2 separate regions of the Homo sapiens genome follow, and region 1 is linked to region 2. Evidence: chromatin loops called from intact Hi-C (ENCODE). Cell type or tissue: IMR-90. All regions are shown on one strand. Links, peaks and the distances in the headings refer to the core of each region. The heading gives the core; the rest is flanking DNA. Region 1 has its middle 210 kb from the start of CCSER2. Region 2 has its middle 16 kb from the start of LINC00858.

Evidence for each region. Hi-C counts contacts between places; a loop is a spot of excess contacts. Peaks named below come from ENCODE experiments on the same cell type or tissue, not always from the same donor. Only the 100,000 strongest peaks of a DNase experiment are listed, where the experiment ranks them.
Region 1: a loop joins it to region 2, with 12 times the contacts of the local background. A loop is called at or near these places in 106 of 110 quality-filtered maps.

What each region holds. Positions count from the first base shown.
Region 1 is chr10:84,533,267-84,541,139 of GRCh38, reverse strand. No RefSeq gene overlaps it. Among named protein-coding and RNA genes, the nearest start is that of CCSER2, 210 kb to the right of the region's middle. RefSeq lists enhancers at 3,431-4,135, 5,388-5,887. In IMR-90, for the core only: a CTCF peak has its summit at 3,537 (motif pointing right); a DNase peak (open chromatin) is centred at 3,539.
Region 2 is chr10:84,260,292-84,268,164 of GRCh38, reverse strand. No RefSeq gene overlaps it. Among named protein-coding and RNA genes, the nearest start is that of LINC00858, 16 kb to the left of the region's middle. RefSeq lists a silencer at 3,315-3,464. In IMR-90, for the core only: a CTCF peak has its summit at 3,399 (motif pointing left); a DNase peak (open chromatin) is centred at 3,344.

The DNA.
Region 1 (7,873 bases), core at 2,231-4,730, 270 kb before region 2:
GAAAACGGGAGAGACAGAAACGTGTTGCACGGAAGCACCGGGAACGCGGCGCGCCCACGCTTCTGGCCCTGGCTGGGGGCGCCGTCGGGAGACCCATCCCTCATTCCGAGGGAGCCCCCCAGGACCCCCCCGCACCGCGCCCTCCCTCTCCCCTGCGCTTGAGAAGGACTTGGTGCCTCCAGGTCGCGGGAATCTTCATCACTTCTGCAGCACTGGAGGAGGGCGCCGTTTCCACCCCTCACCATAGGCTGTAGCCGCAGGCCAGGACGCTCAGCTGGCCCCGCTGGGGCGTCCTGGCAGACAAAGTCGTCAAGAGGATTTCCAAGCGCAGCGAAGTTGCCCCTCAGATGATCAGGCAGGGTCGGGGGACCCGGCCCTGGGATCCCGCGGCCCGTTAGCTAGCCTGACTCAGCCCCGGTGAGGCGGATCCGGAGCGGGAGCCGGGCGCACTCGTGTGGCCATGCCTGGGAACGCAGGTCCGGGAAATGGGCCGCCGGGAGCTCAGGACCAGCTGCCAAGACCCCAGGGAAAGAAACATCATCTGGAGGAAGGAGGCGAAGGGAGGGAGGCCCCGGGAGCCCCTTGACAGGCCTCATTCACGCTCTGCATGTTGGAAGGCCCTTGACAGAACTGAATCTTTTATGATGGCCAGAGATGCATCCCCTTTGAAAGGAGGGCTGCCAGGTAGCACAGCCCTGCATCCTGTTCCCCAAGTTTCCCTTTCCCCTGGGGACTCACTGAGCACCTAGTCACCCCACGGCTTTGCTCTCCCTTGGGAGCTCTAGCCTGAGTCCGGTGTGAGGCTCCTCCAAGGCTGCCCTGAAGATTTGGAGGCAGCCTAAGAGACATAGCCCAGGGTAACAGGAAACAAGACAGTAACAGACAACTAAGCCCTGTGGAATCCATTCATTCCACAGGAGGTGGGGCGTGACCACCATGAGCTAGCCACCCTGGAAGGCTCTGAAGCTGTGTCCTTTGCACGCTACAGGAGGCTTTTGAATTCGACCACCAAAATTCAGACTTACCAAAGGGCAAACCCCACAGTGAGTCCTCTGCTCAGCAGGGGGCTTCTGGGTTCCTTCCCTGCTTTAAGCCCAGAAAGAGACCTCACATACTTCTGGCTCCCCAGCCCTATGCACCTCTGACGTGAGAACTCACATTTAATGGGGAGTTACTGTGTGGGAGGCACACACTCCCTTCTGATCATTTGGGTGGGCACTGGTCCTACCCAGTTTCATTCAAGAATTGGAGTGTGACTGATGTGGTTTGGCCATGTCACCACCCAAATTTCATCCTGAATTCTCAGTTATTGTGGGAGAGACCTGGTGGGAGGTAACTGAATCATGGGGGCAGGTCTTTCCCGTGCTGTTCTTGTGATAGTGAATAAGTCTCGTGAGATCTGATGGTTTGAAAAACAGAGTCTCCCTGCACAAGCTCTCTTCTCTTGTCTGCCACCATGTGAGACCTGCCTTTCACCTCCTGCCATGATTGTGAGGCCTCCCCAGCCATGTGGAACTGTAAATCCATTAAATCTCTTTCTTTTGTAAATTGCCCAGTCTCAGGTATCTCTTTATCAGCAGCATGAAAACGGACTCATACAGTGACCTTAGATGTGCTAAGAGTAAACTGGAAATTTTGAAGAAGTTCATCCAGGCAGATTGCCTTCACATTTTGGCCAGCTGCCTGGGAGCTTGATGCCATCTTTTGGATTTAGCCCAAGATTCTCAAACTTGTGATCAGTTATACTCCAAGGAATCCATAAAGGAATTTTGCTTTATTTAGTCATTTCATGGAGCATGGCGCACTGGGATATGTTGACAGTCATTTGATGTGATTGTGAGTTTGTTATTGATATAATTAGTGCAGCCAGAGAAAAGCAGCTAAAACTTCTGGGAAATTGACTCGTAATATTGTAACACATAATATAGGGGAAAAAGCAGAACCACAATAATGATTGGGGACTTGTGGTTCCTGTGCGCTTGAAGATGTGTGTGCTTGGGATTTTGATAATTTACAAAGCTTTATGCCCTCATCTCTCTGCTTTCCAGCCTTTTTAAGATCTGAAAGGAAATTTGCAAATTGGCTTCTGAAAACTATAACTGATACATCAGCAAATCAGAGCTGGCCTTGGTGAGTGAAGTCCAAATGCTGGGGCCCAGACCTGGACCCCAGTGATGGAAGGAGCACTGTATACCTGGAGACCAAAGAATCCTTTTCAAAAGAGACACCCACTTCAGGTGCAGGGGTGGCTCATTCTACTTCTGAGAAACAAACTTGCCTTCCCCCTGCCCCTCCTTTCCCATTGTTGACAACACCCCCACCCCAATCCCTGGCCTGCTGACACAGAGAACGTGTCCCAACTGGCAGAGCAAAGTTGTTTGGAGCCACTGAACACTTTAGCCAAATTCTTCAACTCTAAGCTAGCCTGCATCTAGAAGACAAAGACAACTGTTCTCCCATAATAACACAAAAGGTTCTTAGGGTTTTGGGGCATTACCCGTGGTGACCAGAGTGCCTAGTCCACCTCTCTGGAGCCAGGAAGAGAGAGAAATACTCTCTCTAGAGTATTTCTTCTATCTCTAGACGTGAAAGAAATACAGTGCCAGCCACATACTCAATTTTAAATTTTTTAAAAGTCCCATTTTATAATGTGAAAAGAAATAAGTAAAATTAATAACTTATTTTTTATTAATCCAGCATGAAATAATTTATTTCAAGATGTAATGAGTATAACAATTATTAATGAGATATTTTTCCTTTTTTATATGAAATCTGCTGTGGATTTTATATTTCCAGGGCATCTCAGTTCAGACCAGCTGCAATTTAAGTGCTCAGGAGCCACATGTAACCTGTGACTGCCTTATTGGACAGCGCAGGTCTAGAGTACATCTCTGGAGCTCATGGAACAACAGAGCACTGTCACTGCCACCACCCAAAGTCCAAACCAAGGGGCCAGGCCCTCAGCGCTGCCTTCGAAACATAACTGAACCAAAACTACCACAAATGTGGGTGGTGCCTGGGCCCGAAAGACCTAGTGGATAGCATTTGCTGAAAGCCTTCATGGGTCATTCTCATCCCAGGAATGACTGCTTGGGGAAAGGCTGAGCCAGGGCCCCTATATAAACAAGCATACTTGTTCCATCGGGACCCTTGGTTGGCTTTTCCAGGTAAATGAATGTCCACAGGAGGGCACCTACAACATCTTTAGTGCCATTGTTGTTGAATTAAAAATGAAGTCCAAGGCTGGTCTTGTGATGGATTAATCGACTTTTTATTGTGCAATAAGCAATGGAACACACATTTCCTTCTTAGCCTTGGCTGCCAGGAAACTCAGAGCCAAGTAGGTTCTCAGTTAAAAACTATTGCCTCAGCTATTCCTCCATTATGATATGGTTGTTTTCCTTTCACTTTTATTTTAATACTTTGAGGATTTGACAGGGTTTCCATCTTCTGAAACTTCAAGCAACTGTAAATCATTTTTAGAAATGGGCGGGGTACGTATAAGGAAGGTTTCAGATTTTACCACTAGATGGCAGCATTGTACAATAGACTACCGCCTTCAGCCTCCCGCCGGCCCTCCCCACTATCGCTCCGGCCTATTCCACTCCTTTAATAGCTCTATGACTTGGGCCATTGACTTTTAACACTCTGAGCCTCTCCTCTGTTTTATCATGTGAAAAAGGAAATGCTATTGTGAAAACGAACTGAGATGAAATATAGCTGGAGATGTAGTAGTAGCCTTGTGATTAAGTGCATGGATTCTGATGCAGATGACCTGGTTTCAAATTCTATTTCGCCATTTAATAGCTGTAAGTGCAGGCAAGGTATCTAACTTCAAGCCTTAGTTTCTCCTCTGTAAAATAGTGAGGCTAGTGCCTGCTTCTTAGGAATGTTGCAAGAATTTGAGGGCAGGATATAAAGCGCTTAGAACAATGCCTGGCCACACAGAACATCAAGGGTTAGAAGCTACCATCATTATCATCATCAACACATAAAGCACCCAGCACAGCACATGGAGTCATGCTTCTAGACCCCAGTGTGACACTCTTGTGCCTGTTGGTCTACGAGATGTTGGAAATGAGGCCTCCGCATGGGCTCTTCTTTGTGCCAAGGTGGGAGAACTGACTTCTGGCCCTGCTGCTCTTTGGGGTCAGAAACTGGATGGGGAGGGAGGGATGTGGTAGGTGCACTGGGAAGAAAGATGTCTGGGAGCAGCTTGTGCTGTGGGGAAGGCTTGTGGGAAGTGGGCTGGAGAGGTGAACAAATCTCTTTACGAATGTCATTGTGCAGTGTATTTGGATCCCGTCACCATTTTTGACAAAGCAAGTAAAGAGTTGACACTATTGTGAACTTTTGGCTCCCGGACTGTGTTTTAGTTTTTCCACTGCACCCTCCGTCAACACTAAACAAGAGTGGTCCTTCATTTATAATGGTTGCATTTATAAAGCACTCAACAAACATTAACTATTATTGTTGAGTGTCAGAGAACACTCAATAAACATCATGTATTATTATGCGACCAGGCTTCTGCATTCCACACCCACGTGGGTGTAATAACGCTGGGTTTTCTCCAGCGCAGTCTCCACCTGCAGGACCATAGAAACCCCCAAACTCCCTGTTGTTTCCTTTGAAACTCGCTGTATTTTCTGTTTCCAAGAACAAAAATGATTTTGTTGAATTTAATTTTCAAGTTTATATTACAGCAAAAGAAACTCAGATTTGGAAAACAAAATTAAAATTATAGTATTGAATATTCTTTCTTTAAACTCCACCCCCTCAGATATTCTAAATAACCCTCTGAAGGCAGCTTAACCTTCCCTGAAGCTCCTTGGTTCCATGAGAAGTGATTCCCCCTCAACCTCCCTCTCTAAATCTCTTCCTGTGTTAAAAAATCAATATTAGACATGAGGCCTTGCCTCAGTTTGGGGAGCATATATCTAAACACCACAGGCCCTACAGTCTGGCATACTCAGCTTCCCAAACCCTCTGTGCTATATTCCTAAGATTCCCACTGCTTCACTCACTGATAAGGAATAATGTAAGACTAACTTTATTAAAACAATTTGGGGTCACCATGTGGCGCCCAGACAGTCATCTCTTGCTACACAGTGTGTTTGGAGGAATAAGGTAGGAATCAGATGCAAAATCTTCAGTGGGGCTCTCAGAACTAGGGATCCCAAATTAGAGGGTCCAGAGACCTGGGGCCATGCCCCATGGCCACATGGGCCTGTGATGGACATCTGACAGTGAGCACAGGCTTTGCCTTCCCACCCCCACAAAGTTGGAAGGCAGCTGTGGCTCATTGCTGCTATCCTCCTGGGCCACCAAAGGTCACAGCATAGGTCTATGGCCACGGGGAGTCAATCTCTCTTGGGGGTTCCAGCTTCAGCAGCATCAGCCTTGAGAGAAAAGGGGGCTGTGCAATCAGGCAAGTACAAGGTGGGGAACAAAGGCATCCACACTGGGAAAGGAAAAGTAATACTGTCTACTGTAGATGACAAGCTCCTGTGTGCAGAAGATCCCAAGGAACCCATAAAAGCACTATCAGAACTAATACAAAGATCTATTAGTCTGCTTTAATCCTGCTGATAGAGATATACCAAAGACTGGGTAATTTATAAAGGAAAAGAAGTTTAATGGACTCACAGTTTCATGTGGCTGGGGTGGCCTCACAATCATGGTGGAAGATGAAAGGCATTTCTTTTTTTTTTTTTTTTCTTTTTTTTTTGAGACGGAGTCTCGCTCTGTCGCCCAGGCTGGAGTGCAGTGCCGCGATCTCGGCTCACTGCAAGCTCCGCCTCCCGGGTTCACGCCATTCTCCTGCCTCAGCCTCCTGAGCAGCTGGGACTACAGGCGCCCGCCACCACACCTGGCTGATTTTTTATATTTTTTAGTAGAGACGGGGTTTCACCATGTTAGCCAGGATGGTCTCGATTTCCTGACTTAGTGATCCACCCGCCTCAGCCTCCCAAAGTGCTGGGATTATAGGCGTGAGCCACCACGCTCGGCCGAAAGGCATTTCTTATGTGGAGGCAGGCAAGAGAGAGAATGAGCAGGGGAACTCCCTTTTTTAAAACCGTCAGATCTCGTGAGACTTATTCACTACAAAAACAGCAGCACAGGAAATACCCACCCCCATGATTCAATTACCTCCCACTGGGTCCTTCCCATAACATGTGGTAATTACGGGAGCTACAATTCAAACTGAGATTTGGGTGAGGATACAGCCTAACCATATTATTCCACCCCTAACCTCTCCCAAATCTCATGTCCTCACATTTCAAAACATATCATGCCTTCCCAACAGTCCCCCAAAGTCTTCTTTCAGCAAAGTCTCATTTGAGACAAGGCAAGTCCCTTCCACCTTATAAGCCTGTAAAATCAAAAGCAAGTTAGATACTTCCTAGATACAATGGGGTTACAGGCACTGGGCAAATAAACCCACTCCAAATGGGAGAAATTGGCCAAAACAAAGGGGCCACAGGTCCCATGCAAGTCCAAAACCCAGTAGGGAAGTCATTAAATCTTAAAGTTCCAAAATGATCTCCTTTGACTCCGTGTCTCACATTCAGGTCATGCTGACAGAAGAGGTGGGCTCCCATGGCCTTGGGCAGCTCCGCCCCTGAGGCTTTGCTGGATACAGCACCTCTCCTGGCTGCTTTCACAGGCTGGCATTGAGTGTCTGAGGCTTTACCAGTTGCATGGTGCAAGTTGTTGGTGAATCTACCATTCTGGGGTCTGGAGGAGGGTGGCCCTCTTCTTACAGCTCCACTAGGTGGTGCCCCAGTAGGGACTCTGTGTGAGAGCTCGACCCCATATTTCCCTTCTGCACTGCCCTCACAGAGGTTCTCCATGAGGGCCCCACCCCTGCAGCAAACTTTTGCCTGGAGATCCAGGTGTTTCCATACATCCTCTGAAATCTACACAGAAGTTCACAAACCTCAATTCTTGACTTCTGTGCACCTGCAGGCTCAACACCACGTGGAAGCTGCCAAGGCTTGGGGCTTGCACCATTTGGAGTCACAGCCCGAGCTGTACCTTGGCACCTTTTAGCCACAGCTGGAGCAACTGGGACACAGGGCAGCAAGTCCCTGAGTTGTACACAGCATAAGGCCCTGGACCCGGCCCAGGAAACCCTCCTACGTCTCTGGCCTGTGATTGGAGGGGTTGCCTTGAAGTTCTCTGACATGCCTTGGAGACATTTTCCCCATTTGCTTGGTGATTAACATTGGACTCCTTGTTACTTACCCAATTTCTGCTGCCGGCTTGAATTTCTCCCCAGAAAATCGGTTTTTCTTTTCTATCACATCATCAGGCTGCAAATTTTCCAAATGTTTGTGCTCTGCTTCCTCTTGAACACTTTCCTGCTTCAAAATTTCTTCCACCATGTTTGGGCGTGGTGGCTCATGCCTGTAATCCCAGCACTTTGGGAGCCTGAGGCAGGCGGATCACCTGAGGTTGGAAGTTCGAGACCAGCCTGACCAACATGGAGACACCCCATCTCTACTAAAAATACAAAATTAGCCAGGCGTGGTGATGCATGCCTATAATCCCAGCTACTCGGGAGGCTGAGGCAGGAGAATCGCTTGTACCCGAGAGGCGGAGTTTGTGGTGAGCCGAGATTGCACCATTGCACTCCAGCCTGAGTAACAGGAGTGAAACTCCGTCTCAAAAAAAAAAGAAAGAAATTTCTTCCACCAGATACCCTAAATCATCTCTCTCAAATTCAAAGTTCCACATATCTCTAGGGCAGGGGCAAAATGCTGCCAATCTCTTTGCATAGCAAGAGTGGCCTTTACTCCACTTCCCAACAAGTTCCTCATCTCCATCTGAGACCACCTCAGCCTGGACCTTATTGTCCATATCACCGTAA
Region 2 (7,873 bases), core at 2,444-4,943:
CTCCCGTTGCTTCTCTTTGGGCTTTCTGCCCCAGCCTCATGCCTCTCCTCGAACAGCCACTCCCTTTCCCACTTGCTGTTCCCTCTGCCTGAAATATTTTCCTTTTGCCCTCACCTGACAGCCTTATTATTATCGTTTAAGTCACAGCTTGAATATCACCTCTTCAGAGAGGTCTTTCCCAACCACCTCTCCCAGCTTCCCTATCTGTTCCCTAGTTTATGTCCTCCAAAGTGCTTATCAAAATTTGTAACGATTTCTTTTATACATTTACTTGTTTATTGTCAGTACAATGTAAGCCCCTCATGAGGACCTTGTCTGTCTTGTTTAAACTTGACTTACAGTTAGGCTCAATAAATATTTGTTGAATTGTTGTTGAATGGTGAACACCCAACAGCTGTGCGGCAACAGGAAATGCCATAGGGAGGTGCACCAGAGCGCCACCCAGTGGCATCTTAGGCCTGGCATGGAGGTTTTCAGAGCTCAGTCCAATGACACAACTTGAAACATTGATCTGAATCATCTGGCAGGTGAGAGACAATGAACACCCAGTCAGAGGCTGGGAAGTGATGGAGGAGCAGCTAGGATCATAATCGGTTGCTTTGGCTGAACACACTGCAACTCAGTAACATCGGTTTACTTGGGAGTTTGTTAGAAATGCATCCTTGGTCCCTACCCAGGCCTACTGAACCAGAGTCTGCATTTAACAAGATCCCAGGTGATTTGTGTGCACCGAAGAGTTTGAGAAGTGCTGCTCTACAGCATCTTGGATGTGCATTGCCTGCACTGATATCCAAAAATCCCTGTGCCAGGAGGCACAAACCAAGCTTTCTCATTTACTGTATGACCTTCAGCAGTATTATTAACCTCTTATTCTTTAGTGCGCCCACTAAAAGCCCTGGCCCTATTATCTTGTGGATGATATCATGATAATAAAATAAAAAGCCTTGGGCTGAGGCTCTCCTGCTGGCCTATGGTCTTTGGAATTTGGGAGAATTAGTAAGAGAAAGATGAGAGCAAGCCATAGAACAAGAGCAAGTGAAGAAGAATGAACACCTAGAGAGAAATATATATTAATATAAAACAGCAAACAATGGCCTCAGAGATAACTCAGAGTAAATCTCAGTTAAATCACTCTTCATGAAACAGAACTGTTCATACCACTCCCCAAAAGTGGTGGTTCTCACTCATGGCTGCATATCAGAATCACCTGGGAGCTTAAAAAGCCCAAGCCAGCCAGCCCTTTAAACCTACCACATCAGAATCTCTGTGCCAGGGACCTAGACAGCTATAATCTGTAAGGCTCTCTGGGGCTTCTCAAGTTTTAAGGTGCACACAAACCAACTCTAGGGGTCGTTAAAATGAAGATTTGGATTAAGGAGTTCTGAGCTGGGCCCTGAGACTTGAGGGCCTGAGACATTTCTTTTTAAAAAATTTTTATTTTATGTATGTATGTATGTATGTATGTATGTATGTATGTATGTATGTGTGTATGTATGTATTTACAGAGACAAGGGCTCACTATGTTGCCCCGGCTGGTGTCCAGCTCTTGGACTCAAGTGATCCTTCCATCTCAGCCTCCCAAAGTGCTGGGATTACAGGCATGAGCCACCACGCCCAACCCTGAGACATTTCGAACAAGCTCCCAAATGAGGTTGGGGCTTCCAGTGCAGGGATAACACATTGAGTCACCAGGAACCAGGTGATTCAAATTTGCAAACGAAGTTGAGAACTGTGCTTGTGAGGATGTTGTGGGGATTAAATGAGGGAGTAGTTGGGACACTTGTGGTGTGTAATCGCCAGTCAATTATCACAATTCTCCTACACACCCTTTTCTTGAGTGACAGCAAAGAGTAGATGATGAAGTCCCTGATGGAACATATCTAATATCTATTGAGCACCTACCGGGTACCATGTGCTTTAAAGTATGCCACCCAAATGAGTCCATTCTTGTGGATGTGGAACAAACTCAGAGATAAAAAATTTGCTCGAACTTGCTTAGACATTTGTTAAAAAATACTATTCGATGACACTTGTGAAAGCATGGTAAAGACTTTATTCAGGACCATCGCTATAGGTGTAGGGACAGCTGCAATGGAATGTTGCAATGGGTGAGAGAGATGGACAAGTCGGAAACGATAGCCCAGGAGCAGGGTGTGGTTTGCTGGATGGAAAATTACTAAGATGAAACATCAAGAATAAAAGGGATTCTGGCTAAACCTATCGAACAAGATTCTTGCTGAAGACAGGCCAGGGTGATCAGAAATCACCTGGGGGATGGTGCAGGCTGAGGAACCTGATCAGATATCCAGGGCTGATGGTTCTTGCTAAACTAACTTAATAGGGTTCTTTGCTACAACTGGGTGTTACAAGGAAGTTCAGAGATGGGCCTAGAAGAAGGTTCAAGAGCCTGACTCGAGTTTGGTCAAGCAGAGAATCTTTGTCACATTGAATAAATGGTAAATCCTGGATTCATGCCCAGGGATTTCCAACACCCAAAGCTGAGCCCTTTCCAATCTGCCAAGCTGGCTGTGATCTAGAAGGCGAAGGCGGTGCATGTGTTGGACAGCTGCAGAGGGCAGGGCAGCTGAGCTGAGGATGCTGTGCAGGGGATAATGGAGGCCATTGTGAGAGCTGCCAGGTGGATGGAGGGAAGAGCAGGTGTGTGATGTTGGGGCCAAGGAGCAGCTTAAGAGAGGAGCAGCAAGTTACCTCAACCGAGAACAGAGGGAAGACTTAAGGATTATATCTCTGGCCTTCACCCAGTGCTTTCCCAGCCCTCGTTACCTTAGAAACATTGCCCACAATTGCCAAATGTCATTTATTGTGCCTCTGCCTGAGGAGTGGGGTGCTTCTCCGAACCCTCCTGCCCCACACCCCATAGTTTGCAGTGTTCTTCCACCTATGATCACAGCATGAGGGCTAATCACCACCACTTTTCAGATGAACAGTCCCAGGTTGGAGAAATCCAGGGACTGCCCTGACTTATCAGTCAGACAAAGACAAAACCCAGGCCCAGACCTCTTATCAAAATGCTGTGGTGTGCAGGGCTTTGGAGGCCTCCATTTGGCTAGACATTCAATGGCTGTTCTATAGACAGAGAAAAGGGACTGACTCCATGGGGCCATCAAAGACTCCTCTGGCCAACGTGCATGACACTGTGTTTCCTTTAAGAAAGAGAGAGATGTGGAATCATGTCATCATTTGAGGTAGAAACAGTTAAGTGTCAGGTTTCGTCTGTATCACGAGCAGGCAAAGGAAAACGTGTCGGAAATCCTGCAGGAATCAATAACCCACCCACGCGGCCTCAGCAGGAGACCCCCAGGCTCTGCGGAGAGGCACTACCATCAGGGCTGGCAGCTCAGGATGTACTGATCATTGAGAGGGCACTGCCACCTTGTGGTACCTGCTGAGCACTGCGCCACCCTCACATTCTGCCCAGTGCGAGTATTTATGCATGTCGGATCTCTGCTTTTCCCTTCTCTCTTCATTTACCTTAGATGACAGGACAGATAATAGTGATATTTACATACACAGGGAACACAAGAAGGGAGACAGTTGTGGTGGGAAGGAGAGTGAGCTTGTATTTGAGAGAATTGGACCAGGAGTATCTCTGACAGGGAGAACAGCAGAAATTCTATTAATTATGAGGCAAAAAGAAAGATATGAATAAATTAGGCCAACTTCTTTGCCAATGAATTTATTTATCTATATAGAAAATTTGTGGGATCCCTTTTCCCTTTAACAGGGAATATAGATACTGTATAGTTCAGGCAGTATCTAGTTGGTATCTACTTTCTTGCTAGACAATCAAATGCACAGCCCTTTCCCTCCCCAGGAAAATTGTGCCAGTGAAGGTCTCCGGAAGGGGCCAATCCTTTACCTTGGTTACAACTTTCTACTTTATTTGTGATGTCAAGTCCATTTGGCAATAGGCAGAGCCATCTTTCCCAGCAAGAGGATGAGGTGGGTGATAATATTCTACGGTACTTACATTTCTTTGTGAAAGAACTCAAATACATTCTAGAATCAATGGATCTTAGAGTGGGAGGGGATCTTAGAAGCCAAATTTTATAACTTTTAAATGGGATTTTTACAATCCCCGGGTTCTGCAGAAGTGGCACTGGGTGTTCCTGGGCTGGGGGCACCAGTTGGGCTGTTGGTCCCCTCCATTATCATCTGTTTCAATGATGAGCTTTGATGTAACACTGTATTAGTTTGTTAAAGCGGCTGTAACAAAATACATAGACTGGGTGGCTTAAGCAACAGAAATTTATTTTGCACATTTCTGGAGGCTGGAAGTCGGAGATCAAGTTGCCGGCAGTGTTGGTGTCTGGTAAGGGCTCTCTCCTTGGGCTGGGCCAACTTTTCACAGTGAGCTCACATGGTCTTTCCTGGACATATGCTTGGGGTGGGAGAAGAGGGAGCTCAGGCTCTCCGGTGTCTCTTCTCATAAGGACACAATCCTATGGGATCAGGGCTCCGCTCTTATGACCTCATTTAACTGTACTGGGTTTCAACATAGGTATTTCAGGGGACACAAACATTCAGTCCACCACAAACATCTAGTTTGGAGAAAAAAAATTCGATAGTGTTTGAGAATCTTCTGCCTGTGTCAGAGCCCTGGGGGACTGAGATGATAGAGGGGATGGGCCAGAGGGGGTCTTGACTCCCAAGGTTACCCAGCGAGGGGATGGCAAGGCCTGGTCACACTACAGGAGTGCATGTTATGGGGCCTTCCTCTGTGGATGCCAATTTAGGGAAAACTGTTCTTAGAAATCATGGTGGTTTTCTTACATAGGACTATGTGGTTTTAAAAAAATAGAGAAACAAAAGAAAAAAAATGGTGATTTCCAAGTCAAACAGAAAATTTTAAAAATCCAGAATGGGGCTAAAATTGGCTACACATTGAAATTCAGTGGGGGATAATTCTCTTGAAATACAATTAAATCAAGTACACAATGAAGCATAGAGTGCACGCTTAATTTATCTAGAGCCAGGGATAACTGTTTAGTTTTGTGATAAGGACTTGCAGAGATTCTGAAGGAAATTTCTGGGCTATCTTGATAACCTTATTATTATACCTGATTTCACTTACTTGGACATGGCTGTACCGTAATTTCTATCTTTGATTTCCTAGCTATTGTTAACACCTGTATTTTACTCACAAATGTAACGAAGAGACAAAGAGGCAGTGGACATTTTCTGGCAGTATCTGGAAAGGATCTTGGTACTGCGTCGTCGCATCGAGCACGTGTCTGACACACAGCAGCTGTTCAGTAGATACGTATTGGATGGATAGGTGAATATGTCAGAACTAAGTGACACAGACAGGGATTCAGGGGGTCAAATGGATGCTGGCTTACAAATGAGGAAGTGATTGCTGGAGGTGACATTTTCTGGTGCTTGATGCTTGCTGGTTCTGGACGTCCACCTCCTGGTGGCCTCTTCCAAGTCCAGTCTGTGTGTCTGCATATCAATGTGGTCTTTAGTGTAGAGTGTGGCTAGAGGCCAGGGCAGGAGAAGTTAGGCTGGTTCCCCGGGCCTCCAGTGAAGATGCCCTGAGCCCTCGAGCTCTGCAGATGAGGCTCTAGCACAGTCTCTGCTATTTTCACCCTTCTTTCTTCCTTCCTGACTTCTCCAGACTCAGTCTTCTCACCTTGCTCTTGTTCCCCTTTCCACAATGTGGCCCCAGTTCTCCAGGGCTGCACGGAACTTGGAGAGAGCACTGTGGTGCTAGTGATGACTAACATGGGCGGGGGGACCTTGTTGGTGTGTCCCCCTAAAATTCATTGTGTCTGCAGGGGGTGGCATTAAGGGGTCACAAGTGAATGGAGAAAAAAGACCAAGGGGTGCCCAGGAAAGGGTGAGCAGTTGCTCCAGAGGAGCCTAGGAGGGAGGCAGGAGAGGAAGGCTGGTGGGGAATGACGCTCAGCAAACTCAGACTGATGGGGCTTATCTATTCTTCCCCTCCGCTCTGTGGGACGGAGCTTGCTTTCTCCTGCCTCCACGGTCCTGGGTCAGCTGCGCCTTCATCATCAGACTTCCTCAGTCACCTTGCCCACCATCTCCATTTCCCTTCAGGGCCCCGGGTCTCACCAGATATACAGATATACATTCAGGGATGGGGACTCCTGCATTAGTGTCACAAACCCAGAGGCCCACAGGCTCTGCAGGGAACATACAACTACAGCCAGGGATAAAACACTTGAAGGAGGTAGAAGTAACATTACTCTTTACATGTTTTTGTGATTGCAAAAGTGGTACATATTCATTGTAGAAAATCAGCAGAGAGCTTGAGGACTGTGAATCCATCACCTTAGGGGTTGCGCAGAGCAAAGCGAGCCTGAGAAGGATTTAGGCCTTTGAGGGCTGTGGTCTAACTTCTGCCAGGCCAAGTGCCAGGGATGGGCGGACTCTGATTCCTATCCCAGCTCAGGGACTGTGCCAAGGGCCCACAGGGAGGTGGACTTCAGACAGGATTCAGCCACTTTCTTTGTCCTCTTCCCCCAGAGGCAGCTGAGCTGCTTAAAAGAAGGCAGGGGTGCAGGGGAGGTTGTGGGGTGAGTGGGAAGGAGGGCAGAGAAGAAGCCCTGCACGCAGTGTCACAGGGGACAAGATCCTAAAAGTGCTTGGGAACATGGGCAGAAGAGCCTGAAGGTGATGAGTCTCCCCAAGCCCACTCCATGAGTGGGAATTGGGGGGTGTGGGCCGACATGGGGCTTCTGAAGTGAGTAGCTTCAGGCGGGACTCTGGTCATTCCTCACCAGGTGCTGCTTCAGCCCTTCCCATCTCCTGCCAACCCAGGCCAGGGTGGCCATTCCCAAGCCCTCCTTTCACTCCTGCGGGAAGCCTTGGGGATGCAAGGCTTGAGCTTAAGCCATCCCTGAAAGCAGCCTAACCAAACCACCTTCCTCCCTGCCTCTCCTCTGAGCACAGATGAGGACGCTGATGTGTTCGGCCTCGTCTCTTTCTCTTGGGGACTCGGGATGGCTCTTGTCACAAACCCAGAGGCCCACAGGATCAACAGGGGACACAGGCACTGAGGTTGACACAAGAGCATGTGTCCTGGGCAAAGGGCCGAGCTGCCCTGAGCTCTACAAACTGTAACAATGTAGGAAGGCAGCCGGGTAAAGCCTCATCTTCTGACATCTGGATTTAAATAAACTGTCCTGATTTTTAAATGTTGGCAACAAACCTCAAAACATTTTAAAGTAATGTGCAGGCCTAGCCCCGTATTACCAGAGGCTGTCTTTGACTGGCATGTACTGGTGGCTGATACTCCATGAGCACTTACCATGACAGGGAATGTTCTGGTCCTTTCTGTGTAGTCAAGTTGCCACTTCCATCATCTCACCTCCCAACTTGGGAAACGATGCACAGGCAGAGGAAGTGACGGGCAGCAGATCACGATTTAATACATGGTGTTTGAATGCTGGCAGCCTGGCTTGAGGTCCCATAAGCAAACCCTGGGGCTTTTACCCCTTTCTATGTAAGACTGAGTCCCTGCAAGGCATGGCCAAGACTTAACGAACAGCTCTGTTTTAATGAGTATTTTCTATGTGCTTAGTGAGTACATGTTATCTTCAAGCCTCACAACAACCCTGTGATGTCCATGTTAACATCCTTATGTTAAGGGTTAGAGGATTTAGAAGGAGTGATGTTAGGACACCTTTTCAATAAATGGTGCTGGGAAAATTAAATTGCCATATGCAGAAGAATGAAACTGGACCCATATCTCTTACCATATATAAAAATCAACTCAAGGATAGACACGGTGGCTCATGCCTGTAATCCCAGCACTTTGGGGGCCAAGGTGGGTGGATCACCTGAGGTCAGGAATTTGAGGACAGCCTGTTCAACATGGTGAAACCCT